2 separate regions of the Homo sapiens genome follow, and region 2 is linked to region 1. A link is a loop called in an ENCODE intact Hi-C map of the cell type or tissue named here. Cell type or tissue: A673. All regions are shown on one strand. Links, peaks and the distances in the headings refer to the core of each region. The heading gives the core; the rest is flanking DNA. Region 1 overlaps SPATA6L (spermatogenesis associated 6 like). Region 2 has its middle 17 kb from the start of GLIS3.

Region 1 (10,029 bases), core at 1,291-9,290:
AATAACTATAAATACAACCTCCTATAGGTTATTTTTCCTATTTATGACCATAAAGTTAAAGAGAGATAACACTTAAGAAAATATAAGAAAGTTTGTTTCTTTTTATCTTGATACTTGGCTGGATACCAGCTCAGTGTTTGTAGATGCCTTTTCTTTAACAGAGAGCTAGACAAACCAAAGTTAATATAACAGAGTATCCCCTACCTAATTCTCATCAGTTTTTAACCCCTTTTATCTTCTGAAGAGCAATATCCCAATAACTCAAAATAAAATAAATTAAAGGCAAGCTTCTCACATGTACCATGGATTTAAATGATACATGAAGATCTTGGAGAAACAAAGATAGTTTCAGTGAAATTCATCAAACTCTGAAAGATAATGAAGGTCTTGGGGTTACAGTCATCAGGAATTCTGATTAGGACAACCTTTAATGAATGCTTGCTGTTTGATGTATTAGAAGCTCTGTCATGATAAGCTTCATAGAAACAGAGGTCCTGACTGTTATATTAAATATATTCTGCACAGTACTCTCAACAAAGTAGAAACAATAACAAATTATATTAATTGAAATTCATGGGGCAATACGAGAAACGCTGAGTATCAAAATATTTTTTATAATTCTCAAAAGTGTGGCCTTTTAAATGGAGATCATTCAAGTGATGGAAAAGTCAAGAAAATCGTCAGGGTTGCTGTGGGAATAGAAATCGTCAAAGACAACATCAAAATGAGTATCCTGAATTTGGGTTCAGATAATGCCCCCCAAAGAATTAAATTATCAACGGAATATCTGCTACATCCTTCAAGATCCTTCAGTAATATCAATTTGCGAGCCTCTGTCAGTTTCCTCTTTGTTAAATGGAGACCATATCTGCCTTGGCTAACTTGAGAATTGTTGGGAGAAAAATATCTTACGTAAAAAATTGAAAGCGCAAAATAAAGATAACTACTGTCGCTACTCTATTTAGTCATAATAGCTATAACTAAACAAACAAATCTTACTGTTAATCTGCAACAAAAGGAGGCTTTTATAACTATGTGACAATGTAAATATGGCAATGATTTCAGCCTGATTAGATAAAACTTCCACCTCTCAGATCAATACTGGAAATCAGTATAATTTGGTACCTTGAGTTGGGCATCAAAACAGAGCTACTAAACAGAACAGCAGGGGTACTAACCAAGATAAAGATCAAACCCTGTCAGGAATAAAACGTTCAGGTCCCAAGAGTTTCTCTCCTAATAGAAGCCCAGATGAGCATGAATCACTTACTGGAAAACCCAGAGCCGTCTTCATGAGCACCTCCCTACACCTCCTAGGGTGCGAAGGTGTCAGCTTGGGCTCTGGGAAAAGAAAATCTCGTGTGTTTTCTTCGTAGTAGGCCAACTCATCCCACACTAGAAAGAAAATAGAAAAAGCATAAATATCTGTATTTACACCTCCAGGCTTAACAAAATAAAAGTTCAGGCAGATGATGGCAGAGATGGCACTCAGGTAAAAATAGACATATTGATCCTAGCACATGTTATTCAAGAGGAGACTAATTTCTACTACTTTTTATCTCGTGGATAATTTTTTAAAGCCTTCCAAAGTCATAACAGAGAAAAAAAGACTAAAGAGATGTTCTACAAAATAGAACAAAAAGGAAAAACTATCTTTCCATATATCCATCCAATTTTTCCTGCAACAAATTTTTACTAATGATAAACCTTAACCCAGGCACTGAGGATAGAACAGGAACAAGGTGGACATAGCATTGTTCACACAACTTTACAGTTTAGACTGGGGTTCAATGTGTTCTGTGATGCATGGATGCCAAGGGCCCAGATGACAGCTACAGCTGTGATTCTCAGCAGGGGTACCAACCCCGAGGACATTTTGGACATTTGTGGAAATATTTCAGGGGCAGTAGCCAGAGGTGTGAGGGAGTTCTGCAGTGCTCAAGACACTCATGCACATCACACTATCTCCCCCATCCCCAGTGACTTTCTAATATTCTGCAAACATTCTTGCAGGCTAAAAACTATTTTATAATTGTCTGAGCCTAGAACTTAACTAACTATGTAACTGAAAATAATTATATAACTATGTTGCATGTAAACACAAAGCCTTTTTTTTTTGCATAATTTGGAAATACACTGAATTTTTCCAAGTACCGTGTAAATCAAGGAACAATTGTATTTTGTTTTGTTTGGATCTTTAACCAGACCTGTTTGATATTTTGGAAATCATGTCCCATCTAAATGCTTCATTATGCTTGATACTTACATATTAACATATACATTTTATTATAAACCACTTTCATTTTTCCTTTATATTACAATCAGAATATTATATTAATTTTTTACAGTGACTTGTATAAGTTGATTATATTAACTACAAATATTTTCAGTATCATAAAAGGGATACTACAAAATACTCATTACCAAAAGATCTTGGGTCTAATGGGATGAACAATTACTGAGCCGAAGGACAGAAAGCTACCATCTGAATCACCTTTGACCACACAGCAGGTGCCACACAAGTGATCTGGACTGAGAGTGGTCCCCGCACAGAGGACCATCAAAAAAGTAACTATAGCCAATGAGGCAGTTTTGCTATTTAGTGGCTGCCACTTTACTTATGAGAAGAATTCTGATGAGGGTTGCTTTGTTTTCAGTACATCAACTGTAGAACATAATTGACCTTACATCAAATAATATGATGTATTAAATTCTTCCTCCTACTAACTCCATTTAATATTAATGTTTCAGTTCTACCGAGGAAAGAATCAAAGTGCAAAAAGAAATTATTCTATATTTTTCATCATAAATAGCATTTCTTCCCACTCGTGTGCTCCCAGCCACGCTCCAGCCACAATGGATTGATGTTCCCTCCTCAGCAATGTACTTCCACCATGCATGCTCTCCTGCATTACTGCCATGGCTGTAGTTGATCTCCCTGCCTCCATTCTCCTGCACTCAAATCCATTGTCCGCACGCTGCAACGTTTTAAATACATCAGACTGCCTTTCTCCTGCTTAAAACCTTCCAATGGGCTTCCCATCGCATTAGAATAAAATCTAAGCACCCTACCCTAGATTTCAAGACTCTATATAATCAGGCTTCTAATAATCTCTCCTAATTCATTTATTGCCACTCTCCCCCTTGATCATCGTTCCCTGTCATCCCTTACCCTTCTTGCTGTCCCTCAAACACGCCAAGCTCTCCTCCACATAACGGTTTTGCCTTATTGTTCTTCCTCCCTCTAAGGTTCCCTCTCTGGGTCTCTGCATGGCTGGCTCCTTCCTACTGAATAACAGGCTTGGTTTAAATGTCATCTTATCAGAAGGTGGCAACCCAACCTAACAGAGCACTCCTTCCCAGACACTCCCCATCACAATACCCTATTTTACTTTCAACGTAAGATTTACCACTAATTGATATTTTTGTTCATGTATTTATTCGTGATCTGCTTCCATCAAGGCTCCATGAAAACAGTGACTTTGTCTTTTCTGTACATTATTCTACTGCTGGCAGGGCTGTCCCTAGAAAGGTGTGAACTCAGAGCAGTTCAATCAATACAGGGCCCAGCCAAGACAATCACACCTGAAAAGGGGCCTCACTGTCAGCATCTTCAACAAGCCCCCTGAAATATCACTAACGGTAGACATTTTAAAATTGAACTTCAATGATGTTCTGAGATGAGTGGTGAAGTGCAGCATCCTGGATGCTGCCCCCAAACCTGTAGAACAACACTTGGGACATAATGGGGACCTGACAAATGCTTCTTAAATGAATGAACATGAGGACTAAAGTAAGATAACTTGCTTAAGTTCCAGCTTACGTTAGCCACTCAATAAGCATTAGCTACCCTCTTGGAGACTCAGTTTCCACACTGTTAAAAAAAGGAGAGAGACTAAATGTTCTCTGAAAGCTTTTCCAACTCTTACCCTTCATTCATTTTCCAATAATTTATTTTCATTCATACATTCAAAAAACACTTCATTCATTGAGAACCTCCTATGTAGTAAGACTTATAGACACTGGATTTACACTAGTGAAGAAGATAAATATAATCAATGCCCTCCAGGAGCTTACAGTCTAAGAGTATTAAACAATTATACAAATAAAGGTATAATTAAAAATTAATTTCCATAAGAGTAAATTACTAGGAATAAAGAGATAGAGAGGCTAGGAAGACAGGAGGGAAGATGGGTGTAATTATTATTATTATTATTATTTTTTGAGACGGAGTCTCGCTCTTATTGCCCAGACTGGAGTGCAGTGGCACAGTTTTGGCTCACTGCTACCTCTGCCTCCTGGGTTCAAGTGATTCTCTTGCCTCAGCCTCCCAAGCAGCTGGGACTAGAGGCACCCCGCCACCAAGCCTGGCTAATTTTTGTACTTTTAGTAGACACGGGGTTTCACCACGTTGGCCAGGCTGCTCTGAAACTCCTGACCTCAGGTGGTCCGCCTGCCTCAGCCTCCCGAAGTGCTGGGATTACAGGTGTGAGCCACCACGCCCAGCCAATGGGTGTAATTGTAACATCAATTATCTGCTTCATTTACTAGTCTCATCCTGGCCTTCTTCAACCATGCTCCTCTGACAATGCTCCCTGTGATGGGTATAATCCTCCCACCCTTGTTGGCCAAAAACAGACTCTGCCTCCATCCAGAAACTCTGAAGTACAACCTGCAAATGGAAAGTGATGTGTCAATTTCCCCAGCTATCACTAGCAACAAAACCCAACTTTCTCCTGAAGCTTATAGTGTTAAGAACTCTTTTCTTTTCTTTTCTTTTCTTTTCTTTTTTTTTTTTGAGATGGAGTCTCGCCCTGTCACCCAGGCTGGAGTGCAATGGCGTAGTCTCAGCTAACTGCAACCTCCGCCTCCCGGGTTCAAGCGATTCTCCTGCCTCAGCCTCCCGAGTAACTGGGACTACAGACGCGCACCACAAATTCAAGTTCTAGGGTCAGGCAGGGTTGGGTTCAAATCCCTGCTCCACCACTTACCAACTATGTGATCTGGGGCAAATCATGTAAACTACTTAACTTCAGTCTCCTCTTCAAGAAAATGTAAAAACTGTCATTGCACCTGCCCTTTAAGACTACTGTAAAGACGAATGACAAAGCCATGTAGAATGCACAGCATAGCACCTGACATTGCCTACCATTACCACGATTGCTCCCTGACACCAGCCCAGCAGCGGCCCCAGAACTGCTTTGGTTTCTGTAAACATCATTATGTTCCTACTGGGAACAAACACCTAGATGCATGATATGATGTTCTACACAGGAGGCCTTTCCTTTTTCCTCTTTCCTTTCATATGCTTTTGGCTACTTCTTGTCCCTGCATCTAAAGGATAGCTGCTACATTATTATTCCTGTGTTTATCAAGAATTTAGATAAAAGTAAGAGGCTGGAAAATTGAAAGGGAGCTCATACCCTATCTTCAGAATCACAGGAATAAAAATAGACTGAAACAGGGTTAGACAAATAAATAGAAGGCTATGAAGCTTCTCAAGACAGTCTCTCTGGTGTGGTCATTTTCTAGAAATCCAAACTGCCACCAAGTGTGAAAACGTCAGCACACTAAGAGGATGGTACAGCAAGAGCCTAGGTTAGAAATAATAAACATATTCACAGGCTGAACAAGTCTTATAGGTCAAGGGAAGTATCTGAAAGAACTCAATGTTCTTCTTAAGAGCTAATTACACAGACAGTGACATCATCAATGGCATCAACGAACTTCTCCCCCAAAAAGGAAACAAATGAGACTTTAAGAGAAATAACAATTTTAATAACAACATTGGCTGAAGGAATATCCAACATTTTTAGAGCATGTCAGAATTGACAGCGCGCTTCCAGATGCAGGATCACATTTGATTCCCTCTTTACAGATAAGGAAACTGAGGCTCTGAGAGTTTGACCTGTCATGATGCCACACGGCTAGTGATACCACATGGCAAAGAAGGAATTCAAAACCAAATAATCTGAGGCAAAAGTTCTTTCCTTGCTAATGCCTATAAAAGTATAAAAGCATTGCTATGAAAGTATAAAATATTGCTATAAAAGCACTGCTATAAAAGTATAAAATTAAGCCCTGTTAAGTGAATGGGTGCCCACTAGAATAGGCTTTTACAGTTGGACTGAATATACCTGACTTACCCAAAGCGAAGGTATTTATCTCAGAGGTTAATAAAAAGAAAGCATCAAGCTCACTGTGGAACAGGATCACGCTGCCCCCCTGTGTCCATTCCTTTTTTCCCACCTTTGTAAACTGAAGAACAGGAAGGGTCTTTATTTCTTGGCAGCAAAGATCACTAGACTTCTTCATTCTTTAGCAGTAAAGCTATATGCACATCTGGATATTATTACTTGTATTATTAATTTACTTGTACCATTAACTTAATGATCATAACATGTCTTTTGAGTATAAGTGTGTTTGAAAGCAATGAGAAAAAATATCAAGCAATAAATACAGCTAAATGAAAAGGTAACAATTCAGCCAATAGAGAAATTGGTCCCTGAGAACCCAAATATGGCCCATGTGACCCCACAGTGCAGTCCACAGGAAACTTTAAGAAAAAAAAAAAATTTTTGCTAGTATCAAGGATCAGCAGATCATGAGGGCTCACTGCCACTACTACGTGCCCGGAGCCACCAGCATCACACTAGGAAGACTGGCACAGTGTAGATCATGTGCAAAGTATGCCTGTAAAAACATACCTTGAACAAATTAATGGATCAAACTGTACTACATCTGAAGCTAAGTAAAATCAATTGTTATTTTGAGCAATTCAAATTTAATTCCACTAAAATTATAATCTGAAATTGAGAGATTGTAAATTAAAAAAACAAGTATAACACAGTTCCCATTGTGCATCTTATTAATTTTTGAGTTATAACCAGTATTTATGCACTCAGCTAGAATATTCTGCAATCATTCTTTTCAAACAACTATTCTTGCAACCTTTTCACAGATGGGCTTCTTGTCACATGAAAAACATATAGCACTCCAAGACATATTAAGTTTTAACAAGCAAGTTGCAGAATATATATAGTCAACATATATATAGGTGTGTGTGTATATATGTTGAAAATACATATTCTGCAACTGACTTTTTAAAATGCAGTATATCTTGGACTGTCATATGTCTTTCAAGAGACCAGAAAACCAACATTTAGTATATTCAACAACCATAAAATATATACACACGTAACTATATATACTAAATACTAAATATATTCGTGTTTATATATACTGTATTTAATATATAGTCATCCCTAAGTATCCACAGGAGGTTGGTTTCAGGAACCCTTGCAGATATGAAAATATCCATGAATGCTCAAGTCCCTGATATAAAATGGTGTAGTTGCGGTGAGTTGGTCGAAGGTAAAAAGAGCATAATAATAAAACATTAAAAATAAGAAATAAAATGGTGTAATATTTGCATATAACCTATGCACATCCTCCTGTATACTTCAGATCATCTCTAGATTACTTATAATACCTAACATAATGTAAATGTTATCTAATAGTTGTTATGCTGTATTGTTAAGGGACTAATGACAAGAAAAAGTCTGTACATGTTCAGTACAGACACAACCATCATAGGCCTAACTACATTTTCGAGTAATGGTTAGCCAAATTCATGGATGTGGAACTTGACAATCAGAAGGTCCAACTATATATAGGGTATGCGCGTGCATGTGTGGTTATTTTACGGTTGGCTGAATGTACTAAATGCATTTTAGAAGGTTTAAAAAGACACACATCAAATTGTTTTGTTCTGTTTTGTTTTGTTGAGACAGGGTCTCACTCTGTTGCCCAAGCTGGAGTGCAGTGGCAAGATCACAGCTCACTGCAGCCTCAACCTCTTTGGCTCAGGTGACCTCCCCAGCCTCCCAAGTAGCTGGGACTACAGGCATGCACCAGCACACATAGCTAATTTTTTTATTTTCAGTAGAGATGAGGTTTCACCATGTTTCCCGGGCTGTACCTGAACTCCTGTGCTCAAGCAATCCACCCACCTTTGCCTCTCAAAGTGCTGGGATTACAGGCGCAAGCCACCATACCTGGCCCACATCAAATTGTTAATGGTAATTATCTGTCAGGGATTGTTGAATGGGCTTTTGACATTTTCTTTTACATACTTTCGTGTTAAATTTTTTATAGTGAGATTACTTAGGTATTGAGTAACTTTTTTAAAATCCATGTAAAATTAAATAAGACCAAAGTGGGCATGCTTCTACTTCCTCAGCATACTAAAATATAATGTGCCAGCAGTGATATATGTTTGAACATAAAATTGGGTCAAATAAGAATAAAAAACTTATGGAAAAAAACTCAATGCCCTGATTTCAGCCTGTCACTTTTAGGCTGAAAAACATTCAGTGAGAATTTCTGAAAAGTAGTCAGGAGGCACCTGCTCAGTTCCGTCTACCTATGAAGGTAATGACATCTCCAAAAGCACCTATTCTTAAATTCACAGAGTGGGGTTCTTTTCTGTCTCCAGCGGCAGCCTTTGCCAAAGAACCAAGAAGCAGAAGAAAGAACTACAGACTCCTGGGTTCACTGCACTTCACTTGGGCCCTTGACCTGCTCCAGTGATATCCACAGCAGGCAGGACTATGATCCCTATCAAAAGCCTCCTCAGTCCTCTTTGCTTTAGTTGAGACATTTGCTAGTCTCATCTTCCTTCTCCCATGCTCTCTTAAGAAAAAGAAAAGCACACACCATAAAACATCAAAATAACACAACAAAACAGGGAAAATATAACTGTTTTAAGCATAACTGATTGAAAACATTGTTAAAAATAAGAATTTATAACAAAATCAACATTTATATCCAGACATCACTCCATAAGTAATCAAAGGACAGTGACAGTCACTTTATACAGAAGGAAAGAAAGAAAACAAATCATAATATGGGAAAATGAAAATTTTTAAGAAGTTTTAAATTTAAGGTTGTCACAGTCACATCTAAAAGGGAGATAGATCATAAAATAGGATAAAATATATTTTTATCTATTTATTTATTTAGATGGAGTCTGGCTCTGTGGCCCAGGCTGGAGTGCAGTGGTGCAATCTTAGCTCATTGCAACCTCTGCCTCCCGGGTTCAAGCAGTTCTCCTGTCTCAGCCTCCCAAGTAGCTCGGATTACAGGCACCTGACATCATTCCCAGCTAATTTTTGTATTTTTAGTAGAAACAGGGTTTCACTATGTTGGCCAGGTTGGTCTCAAACTCCTGACCTCATGATCCGCCCACCTTGGCCTCCCCAAGTGCTGGGATTATAAGCGTGAGCCATGACATACTTTGCAAACACAACAAATCCAATTGACAGTATCCAGCATTAACTAGGATATGGGGAAGGGGCATGCCATGCACTCCTGGATGCAGTAGAAGTATTGGAACCTTATTGGGGATCAGTTTACCCCAGTTTAAAAGGCATGGTTCAATCTAGTAATTCTATTATTTGTAAATATACCAAGAGAGAAATATTTTTATAAAAATGTGGAAAAAAAGAAAATCTAAATGCTCAACAATATTAATTTATGGATAACACCACCACTATGGAAAAATACACAGCTATTGAAAATGACAAGTAAACTACAGGTAATAATGTAAAGTAAGAAAAGTAAAACCCAAAATACTATGGAAATACTATTTATAGACCTATAAAAAACACATATGTAAATTAATAAAATTCTTTATAGCTATCAAAATAATGATGTAGGCCGGGGGCAGTGGCTCACGTCTGTAACCCCAGCACTCTGGGAGGCCGAAGCAGGCAGATCACCTGAGGTCAGGAGTTCGACACCAGCCTGGCCAACTTGGTGAAACCCTGACTCTACAAAAAATACACAAAAATTAGCTGGACGCATTGGCAGGTGCCCATAATTCCAGCTATTCAGGAGGCTGAGGCAGGAGAATCACTTGAACACGGGAGGTGGATGTTACAGTGAGCTGAGCTTGCATCACTGCACTCCAGCCTGGGCAACAGAGCTAGATTCTGTCTCAAAAAAATCAATTTGAAAAAAAAAGAT
Region 2 (10,029 bases), core at 893-8,892, 320 kb before region 1:
TGGGAGTTTGAGTTGTATGTTTAAAGACTGTCAGCAGTGGTCGTCTGACAGGAGCAGGGAAAGTGGTTAGGTGACAGGAATTCAGTTAGATGATGTCTTCATTTTTAGAGTAAGCCCATTTTACTTAAATGATCAAGAAAACAGAAAAGATCCTTTAAAAATCTATTCTTCTTGGAAGTGGAAACTACATGATGAGGACACGTGGACACAGAGAGAAGAACTACAGACAGTGGGGTCCACCCAATGGTGGAGAGTGGGAGGAGGAAGAGGAGCAGAGAAAAATAACTACTGGGTACGAGGCTTAGAATCTGGGTCACAAAACAATTTGTACAACAAACCCGCATGACATGAGTTTACCTGTATAACAAACCTACACATGTACCTCTGAACCTAAAATAAAAGTTTTTGTTTTTGTTTTTGTTTTTTTAAAAGAAAGAAACTTTACAGGCTGGGCATGGTGACTCACGCCTGTAATCCCAGCATTTTGGGAGGCCAAGGCTGGCGGATCACTTGAGGTCAGGAGTTCAAGACCATCCTGGCCAACATGGCAAAACCCCATCTCTACTAAAAATACAAAGAAGAGCCAGGCATGGTGGTGCACACCTGTAATCCCAGCTACTGGGGAGGCTGGGGTAGGAGAATCACTTGAACCAGGGAGTGGGAGGTTGCAGTAAGCTGAGATGGCACCACTTCACTCCAGCCTGGGTGACAGAGTGAGACTTTGTCTCAAAAAGAAAAAAACTTTCCAGTTGTACACATAAACAGGCACCCATATGAGCATGCATGTACATACATGCCAATTTTGCCAATAAATTATGTACAGTATAGTTATACATATGAAAAACAAATCTGCTCTTCCTCCCAGTTTCTTCTTGATTGCACTTGCATTCCTTGTCTTCCTCTCTTCACCTGACTATGCTGTTACCTTAGGCCTTTTCTATCCTTTCCCTCTCTGTTTTATGGCTCTGCTCACTTCGTTGTGGCTTAGTGGAACTGAAGGAGGCCTTGGGGCTGGTGGAGCTGGGTATGCCAGCCCTGAGGGCTGTGTCTTCAGCCAGATCATTTAATCTCTGCTCCTCAGTTTACTCATCCATAGGAAAAGCTAACATTTTTCAGGTGCTTACTCAGGCCAGGCATGTTACATATATTAGTTCATTTAATCCTCACAGTAACACTACGAGGTTGGTAACGTTAGCCCCACATGCACACACTGAGGTACAGAAAAATTAAATCACCTCCCCAGGATACACAATGACAGTAGCTCCTCTACTTTTTCCAGTCTTGTGGCTTCAGAGTCTGTCCTTTTAGCACTATGCTATGCTGTTTCTTTGGGGAAGACAAAAAAGCCTCAAACTGAATTCCACATACCTGTGTAACAGTACTCTTTTGTTGATTAGAGATAACATGGGAGGTGGAGGTTGGACATACAGAATGCCTGGCACATAGTAGGTGTAGCTGTCATCAAACTCCTCTAATGAGTGTCACCCTAAGCTTCCTCCGCACAGCTCCATTAACTCTGGCAAGTGTGTCTGCCTCCATAGCCCACAGGGATCTTAGTTTGAGCAGCTGTCTTCTTTCTCAGCCATTGCTGCTCCCTCTTCAGCCATTCTGCTCACTGTGCCACCTCCCCCTCTCCATCTCACCTTCCCTGCTTTCTGGATGTTTCTGGCATCAGCTTCCATTTTTCAGAACCCGTCTCCTCCCACCACCCAACTTGAGGTCCTCAGTTCTCTCAGCCAGACCATTTCTCTAACCTCCGCGTGGCTCCATTGGCCTCCAGTCTCTCCCCACACAAATTTGGCTGACAGGCAGTTGTCAGATTAATGGTCCTGGATGTGACTCCTTGATCTTGGACCTTGATTTTTCTCTCTGGCAGTATCCCCTGCCCAATACTCTGTTCTTGAGTCAAAATGGACTAGTTACTAGAGTCTCCAAACACACCTTGAGTTTTACCTCTGCTGAGATGCCCTTCCTGGACCAGTCTCCCACCTTAAGATCAAGTTCCAATGCCACCTCCTCCCGCAGCCTTCCCTGGGAGTCTCAAGTGCACGTGGACTTCCTCTCCCTTGCATTTTCCACTGGGTGTGTGTTGCAGGAGGTAGGTGATCAGCGTGCATGGTCTTTTACACCTCTATCTGATTTACAAGGTCTTACACAGGCTTGGGCCTCAATATTTGTTAAAAATATAAATGTGTAAATGGGAAAAACTGAAGTCCAGAAAGAGTCACTGACAAAATCAATAAATCAGGTAGTTGAGAGATGGCGTTACATAAAAATGTAGTTAGCCATATTGCCTGAGTTTAAGCCAACTCTAGCGTTTATTAGCTGGTGTGACCCGGGGCAAGTAACTTAACCTTTGTGTGCCTCAGTTTTCTCAGCAGCAATGTGGGAATAGTAATAGTACTTATCTCATAGGATGGTCATGAGGATTAAGTGAATTAATATTTATAAAATGTGTGAAATGATACTTAATACATTGTAAGCACTCAAATGTGAGCTGGTGTTGTTTTTTATTAATGGCAGGATCAGAATTAGAATCAAGAACCCTTGACTTCCAGTCCAGTGCTCTTTCTCCCAGGCTGCATGTCTTGGCACTGTGTAGCTACCTGCCACCCAATGCTCTCTGTTTCCTCAGTGTCCTTACTCTTTGTTCAACTTCCCCACTCCATGCAAAAAAAGATGCATGCACACAATATGTTTGCATGTGCATATACAATGAAGTCAATAGGTAAATACTGCTTTTTCCATTTAAGGCAGTCTAGAACTTTGATGATGCTATGTGGTCTTCAGGCAAAAAAGAAAGAAAGTAAGGGATCTTCTGTCACTCACAGTGCAGGGTAAACCTCTACTAAGAAAAGAGACAGCTACGGAATCTTTCATATCTTCTCTAGTTCCAAGATGCTTCCACTAGCAGTTTCTGAAAAGCCACCATGAGAGGTTCAGAACTCACATGAAAAAGAACACTGATTTTTCTGGAGCCAGGCAGAACTGGGTTTAGATTTCAGCTTTCTCATTCATTAGCTCTGGGATTTTGGGCAAGTTCCTTTAACCTCTGTCCCTGAGCCTTCATAGGGCTGTAGGGAGAATGGATGAACCAATCTGCAAAAGGCATTAAGCTCAGGGCCGGGCACCCAGCGAACCCTGCTGTTAGCTCTATTCCTTTGGGATGAATAGTGCTGGAACTCTCAGGGATTCAGAGCTGCTGAGGGTGAAAATGGGAAGCCCCGAAAGCCAGTTTGCCAAGACCATAGCTTGTGAAGCCATTCTATAGCTACTGAAGAAATATTTCCTCTCTTCCCTTGTGGTCCTTCCACTCTCTCCTGCTCTTCTGTGTACTGACTCAACCAGAGTGTCTTTTCTCGGAGATACAACTCCCACCAAAGAGAAGAGAAAGAGTCTAATTTTGGATCTCAGTTAATTTGGGAAGTGGCCTTTCTCACACTTAAAATCATGTGTCCCAGATGCATTTCCTAGTGGAAGAAACAAATCTCGTCATCTTGTCAGTCTCTAGTGCACTTTTCAAGCTGACCCAACATGATGTTGAGAGGACAAGTGATCATGCCTATCTCCTACACAAGAAGCCTGAGACTGAATGGTTTGCCGGGAGACTCTGGGGTCCTTATTGTTAGTATTTCAAGGCCTGCTCACTCAGTCCATGTTCTAAAACTCTATATGCAATGACAATTTTCTGTATGCTCTCCATTTAATAATAAGTTTAAAGTTTTATTTTTAAATAAAATGAACCTCTATTTTTTAAAGCCTTTAAATTGATTCAAACCCTTCTAAAACAGAGTTAATTCCTAAACTTCACCCTCTGCCGCCTACATGCCTTAGAAATAGAGTTTTCCATGGAAAACTCTTTTCATGGAAGACATACACTCAGAACACCTCACTTTGTGTGGCTACATTCTCATGAACTTTCCTGCAAAACACAGTGGGGACTGGAGACAACCTCCCTGGGTCTTTTGGGGCCAGCCTCTCTTGAGATACTGCTCTTAACCAAACCCAAGAGGGAGGTTCCTGGAAGGAGAAAGAGTGACTTGGGCCGTCAGTAGGTGGCGCCCGTTCCCCAGCATTAGCCCTGACCCTAGCTCAGCAGTACCAGGACATGTTCTTCCAGGTATGGGGTTCTAGAATGCAGGCCTCTTAGAGCAGATATCTCGTATTACCTCTTGGGATGCTGTTGCCCTGAAACACCAAGTTGTTCACAAAACTCTGCTACTCTAAATTTTAGAAAGGAAGCAGGATATTACATATTGTATTTTTAAAAGAAAACACATATTTATCTGGGATGATCACAATGGAAATTTTAAATACATGCATATCTATGTATGTATGTATATGCTATTCCCCTTTATGAAGCATACATCACACCAACACACCTCTCCTAATGCCACTGTCAGTCTATCCTCAACAAAAAAGATTTCTCCACCTTTTTCTGGTTTTGGAAGAGAGGTTAGGATTCCTACAAGCTAAATTGTAAAGAATAATCATTAAACTCATCTAGCTACCTTTGCAAATCCAGTGACTGCTCACATAACCCCTTCACAGATTCTCCCATAAGGTCCCACAACTTGTTTTGCATTTAAAATACATATTCATTTTTTGTGGGTCCTTAACTGGACTGACTTTATTGCAAGTCAACAGATATTTTAGCAGCTCCTACTCCTTGCTAGGGACAGAGTAGTACAGCAGGTCCTTAAATATCATCATTTCATTCAACATCATTTTGTGATAACATTGATGAGAAAAACAAAATCAGTTCCTGGCCAGATTCACTGTGTGGAGTGTACATGTTCTCTACATGTCTATGTGGGTTTTCTCTGGGTACTCCGGTTTCCACCCATACCCCAAAGTGTGCATGCTAGGTGAATCAGCATGTCTAAATGGTCCCAGTGTGAGTAAGCGTAGGCATGTGTGTGAGTGTGCCCTGAGATGGGACGGCAGCCTGCCCAGAGTTGGTTCCTGCCTTGCCCCCTGAGCTGCTGGGATAAGCTTCGACCATCTGCAACCCTGAACTGGAATAAGCTGGTACATAATTATCTTAGTTATTTTTATTAATCTTTTAAAAATGTATGCATAGCTCAAATTTATTTCCGTGTTTAATATGAGAAGTGTTGGTGATCTTTATTTAGAAGAAGTTTTTGTGACCAGAAAAACCATCATAGGAACTTAACTCTTGTTTATATCCATTAGCCGTTGGTAAAATTGGTTTTTTAATATGTTTTGCTTAAAGTCACAGTGTCTAAGAACCTATTGACAATGTTAAGTGAAGACTTGCTGTCCCTTCAAGGAGATTAATCTAGTTGAAAGATGAGGATGCTTGAGCAGGGCACTTAGAGTAAAGAAAAGATGGTCTTTGATATCCTATTGGCTAAGAAAAAGAAAGAATGTATTCAGTGCCTTTCGACTGCAAGGTTAAGCTCAAAATATATTCTTGCATACTTTAAGTACCGGTCTTTACATCAGAAATGAGGTGGAGATCAAGTTCTCTTGTACTTAGCCTGTGACCCAAGCTGCCATCATCAATCCTTAGCACAGCCTTTCCTTACCCATGCACTGGCTTCTCAGTGAAATCTTCCAGAGAGTTTTTTACAGTACTGATGCCTACCCTAAAGATTCCGATTTAATCACTGTGGGATGCAGCCTCCACACACATTTCCCGAGACATTCTTCTTGCAGCCACACTTGAGAACCACTGCTTTAAAGGCATTTGTAATTGGTATGTCTTTAGGAAGCAGATGTCTTTTTAAAAATATCAGTCTAAAGAAGACACAAAATCCCTATGAAATAACAATGGCAAAAAATGCTAAAGTGAGTATAAAACATTTTAGATTACGTATTGCTTACGATTATTCATCCTTTTATATGATACCTATTTTCATTAGTCATAGATTCTAAATGTATCTTTTTTAAAAATCAGCAGGTTGATCACAAAGGTGGTCTACAGAAAAAATTAAGAGAAAGAAAATGAGCAGGCATTATTCAAGTTCCTACTATGTGAAACATTCATGAAGCTCAGAATTTATTTACTGTTCATTTTGTCTGGGACCTAAAGAATTCAAACCATTGAGAGTGAATGAAGTAGCACATGTAAAAGAGTACTCTGTAAACTTTAAGCTGCCAAGCAGATGGAAGTTATTATCAATAACCTTCTTCAGCCTTACTCAAGCCAAGGGAATTGTTCCTTGTATGATTGATGATAAATAATATTAAAAAAGCACATCTACATGGTAAAATCTCTGTGAAGATAGACTTAGAAAGAACATGTGTATAATGTCAGAAAAGCAACTAGAAAAATTATAGAAACTGAGGAATGTCAAAGTAAGTTATTTCAGCAGCTGGGAAAGGAGGAAGCATGCTTTAAAATGCATGCTTTGAACAAATGTATTGGTATTCTTGGGAGCCAGGGTCTTGCTGCGGGAGAAGTGGTGGGTGGAAGGCAGTTACAATGATGGAAAGTGGGGAGGTAAGGAAGAGTTATCTGGTGTTTGATGGGAATTCGAGGGGCCAGGATGAACCCACAAATTTAAAGAAATGTATATCTCCCAGTTCTGTTCACTGAAAGCACCTAGAATCAATGACATCTCAGTAGTCGTGAGCACACCTAGGGCCCAGAGTTTCGTTTCTGAATACATCCCTCACTAAAAGGAAGCACGGAGAAATGGCTGATTCCAGGACTAGGGCAGGGAAAGTACAAAGCGAGCCGTAAGCATCTTGTGACAGAACGTAAACCCTCAAAAATATAAGGGGCAGTGTCAAAATAACATAGGAGCCAGCTTGAAAGAGCTCCCTCTGGCCAATTATGGGCAATTTTAGCTTCAAAATAACAACAATAAGTTATAAAACATTGGCAGCAAAAAGAGTCCAGATGTTCACACAGAGATAAAAAAATATATAAATAAGTAAATAATGGGGAAGAGAAACCTCTTTTTTACAGTGAAATACTAACAAACATAGAAGAAATGTTTGTTTTAAAAATCACAAACTTGCAGCCTCTGCAGTAATAACAGATGAAGATGACAGTCTTCAAAAGATGCTAAAACTATTAGGTGAAAGTTTGTTGGTGAACAGGATATTTTCAGAGCCTCAAAATATCTCCCCACAGATTACTTGCTGATTGCAAAGGGGGGAAGTTCCTGTACAGTGGGTTCATCAAAGTGACATCATGTGCCTCCCGGAGTGAGCTGCTGAGGACACAACAGTATTTACATGGTATTCCTGCCAAAAATGCACAACCTGAATCTAATCATAAGGAAATGATCAAGCACTCAATTGGAGGGGCATTCTGTAAAACAGCTGGCCTGTACTCTTCAAAAATGTCAATGTCATGAAAGACATGAGGAACCATTCTAGGGTAAAGGAGACAAAATATACATGACAACAAAATGAAATGAGTGATCTCAGCTGGATTCTGAATGAGAAAAAAATCACAAAATTGAATATTAATTGTATATTAGGTAATGGTATTGCATTAATCCTGAATTTGATCATCATACTGTGGTTATGTTAGAAAATATCACTGTACTTAGGGGCAACATTCTAAAATTTTATGGCCATTATATCCATAGCTCCCTCTCAAATGATCCAGATGGGGGAGCAGGAAGAAACAGAACTCAAATGTGGCAAAATGTTAACAACTGGTGAATCTGGGTGAAGGTACATGGAAGCTCATTATTCTATTCTTGCAACTTTTCTGAGAACTTGACGTTTTTCTAAGAAATGATTTTAAACATTTTTAAATGTTTTAAAATTTATTGTGTAATGTGTTTTGGTAAAATCCAAATACTAACACTTTTTTTTTTCTAGAAACAGGTTCTTCCTCTGTCACCAAGGCTGGAATGCAGTGGCATGATCATAGCTCACTGTCACCTCAAACTCCTGGGCTCAAGTGATCCTCCTGCCTCACCCTCCCAGGTAGCTAGGACTATAGGTGTTTGCCACCACGCCTGGCTAATTTTATTTTGGGAGGTAGAGACAGGGTCTCACTATGTTGCCCAGGATGGTTTTGAACTCTGCCCTCAAGCTATCCTCCCACCTCAGTCTCCTACTAGTACCTCTTAAAATGTTATCACAAAATTTCTACCCCAATAACGTTATTGAAATATACTTGATCAGTAATATGAGTAAACTAATATTAATGAATGATTTAGAACCAGAATTCTAATCTGTCTACGCATGGCTCACAGATTTGTTTTGTTCGGCCTATAGAATTGGTCCTTACAGTAGGTTAGTAGAGGGGGTTGTGTGTGTGTGTGTGTGTGTGTGTGTGTGTGTGTGTGTGTGCGCGCGCACAAGAGTCAAATTAGTTGCTAAGTAAGAAACATAAAAATCATGATTTTCAGCTTCTTTTGAAAAATCAAAAGCTGGCAACATTTGACTTCCCAATGGGCGTATCTGAGTCACAGCCACCCCACTTTTGACATGTCATGTTTTTTATAGGTCAACAAATTCCCTTCCATTCTGAATGTCTCTGAATGTCTCCCTGACCCTGCATGCTTCATTCACTCCAGTTGCCTGACTAGCCCCTAAAAGAATTTGAGTTTGTGAGCTGACTTTTGGATAATAAAGAATAAACAGGAAAGTAAGACCATCACCTCTGGAAGGGAGTTGAGAAGGAGGTGGGACTGAAAAGGCATCTTCAGTTCACCATGCCTCAAACTGAACTCTTACTTTCCCCTTCCTGACCCATCCCCACTTTATTGCCAAGCCAGAAACTTAGGGATTTATCCTTCACACCTTTCTCTCTGTCAATACATCTATCAAATCTATTTCTAAATTCTGTAGATTTTACTTCTTAAATATTCTCAAATCTGTCTGTTTCTCTCTATTTCCAACACAAAACCCATCATCATCACCAGCACTACCAATACCACCATTACCACCTACACCATCACCATCATTACTGTTGCCACCATCACTACCTCCATCATCACCACCGCCATCACCACATCACCACTACTACTATCTCTACTATCACTGCCAGCACCCCGGGAACCATCACCATCATTATCACTGCTATTGGTTTCAGCACCATCACCACACTATTCCAAGCACCCAACATTGTATTATGTCTTAAGAAGGCTTCCTAAGCGGTCCATCCATATTCATTCTGGTCTCTCTTCAATCTGATCATTACACTGAAGGCAGGTAAGTTTTTTCAAAATGCAAGTTTTGAAAGTCTGTCTCCTGCTTGAGCATTTTTCAATGGCTCCCACAGCTCTCGAGATACAAAGAACGTTGCTTGAGAAGGCTGTAAGTCTCTGCTTGGTCTAGACCCCAGCCATTTCTGCAGCCTTATTTCATACCTTTCCCTCCTCTGCTCTTCTATTCCAGTCATCCTGCTAATTTTTAAGTCCCCAATACTCAGCATGGTCTCCGCTTTTTTTAAAATCTCAAGGCCGGGCGCGGTGGCTCACGCCTGTAATCCCAGCACTTTGGGAGGCCGAGGCGGGCGGATCACAAGGTCAGGAGATCGAGACCATCCTGGCTAACACGGTGAAACCCCGTCTCTACTAAAAATACAAAAAAAATTAGCCGGGAGTGGTGGCGGGCGCCTGTAGTCCCAGCTACTCGGGAGGCTGAGGCAGGAGAATGGCGTGAACCCAGGAGGCGGAGCTTGCAGGGAGCCGAGATGGCGCCACTGCACTCCAGCCTGGGCCACAGAGCTAGACTCCGTCTCAAAAAAAAAAAAAAAAAAAAAAAAAAAAAAAAAAAAAAAAAATCAGGTGCCTAGAACTGGATTAATCATAATCCTTGGTATATGTTATGCTATTAAATTACCCAGTGCATGGTCTTCTCTATTTACGTAATTAAAATAAGAAAATGAACATTTCAGAACTCCCCACCCACCCACCCCAGTATCGAGAGCATTACCAATAACTTACATGTCTCTTTGTGAACCTCCCATTTCTTCTCTGCTATCCCTCCTCCAAAGGTAACTACCATCTCTGCATTTTGTGTTTATTTTTATTGGCAGTTTTGTTTTGTTTTAGACAGAGTCTCACTGTCCAGGCTGGAGTGCAGTGG

The links. Peaks named below come from ENCODE experiments on the same cell type or tissue, not always from the same donor. Only the 100,000 strongest peaks of a DNase experiment are listed, where the experiment ranks them.
Region 2: a loop joins it to region 1, with 6 times the contacts of the local background. A loop is called at or near these places in 20 of 110 quality-filtered maps.

The regions. Positions count from the first base shown.
Region 1 is chr9:4,634,005-4,644,033 of GRCh38, forward strand. SPATA6L (spermatogenesis associated 6 like) reads right to left here. Exons shown (of 12, transcript NM_001353486.2): 4 at 1,271-1,395. Among named protein-coding and RNA genes, the nearest start is that of PLPP6, 23 kb to the right of the region's middle. In A673, for the core only: a CTCF peak has its summit at 6,224 (motif pointing left); a DNase peak (open chromatin) is centred at 6,227; H3K27ac peaks cover 1,691 bases.
Region 2 is chr9:4,311,740-4,321,768 of GRCh38, forward strand. It overlaps a transcript of GLIS3 not described here. Among named protein-coding and RNA genes, the nearest start is that of GLIS3, 17 kb to the left of the region's middle. In A673, for the core only: a CTCF peak has its summit at 4,059 (motif pointing right); DNase peaks (open chromatin) are centred at 4,062 and 7,212.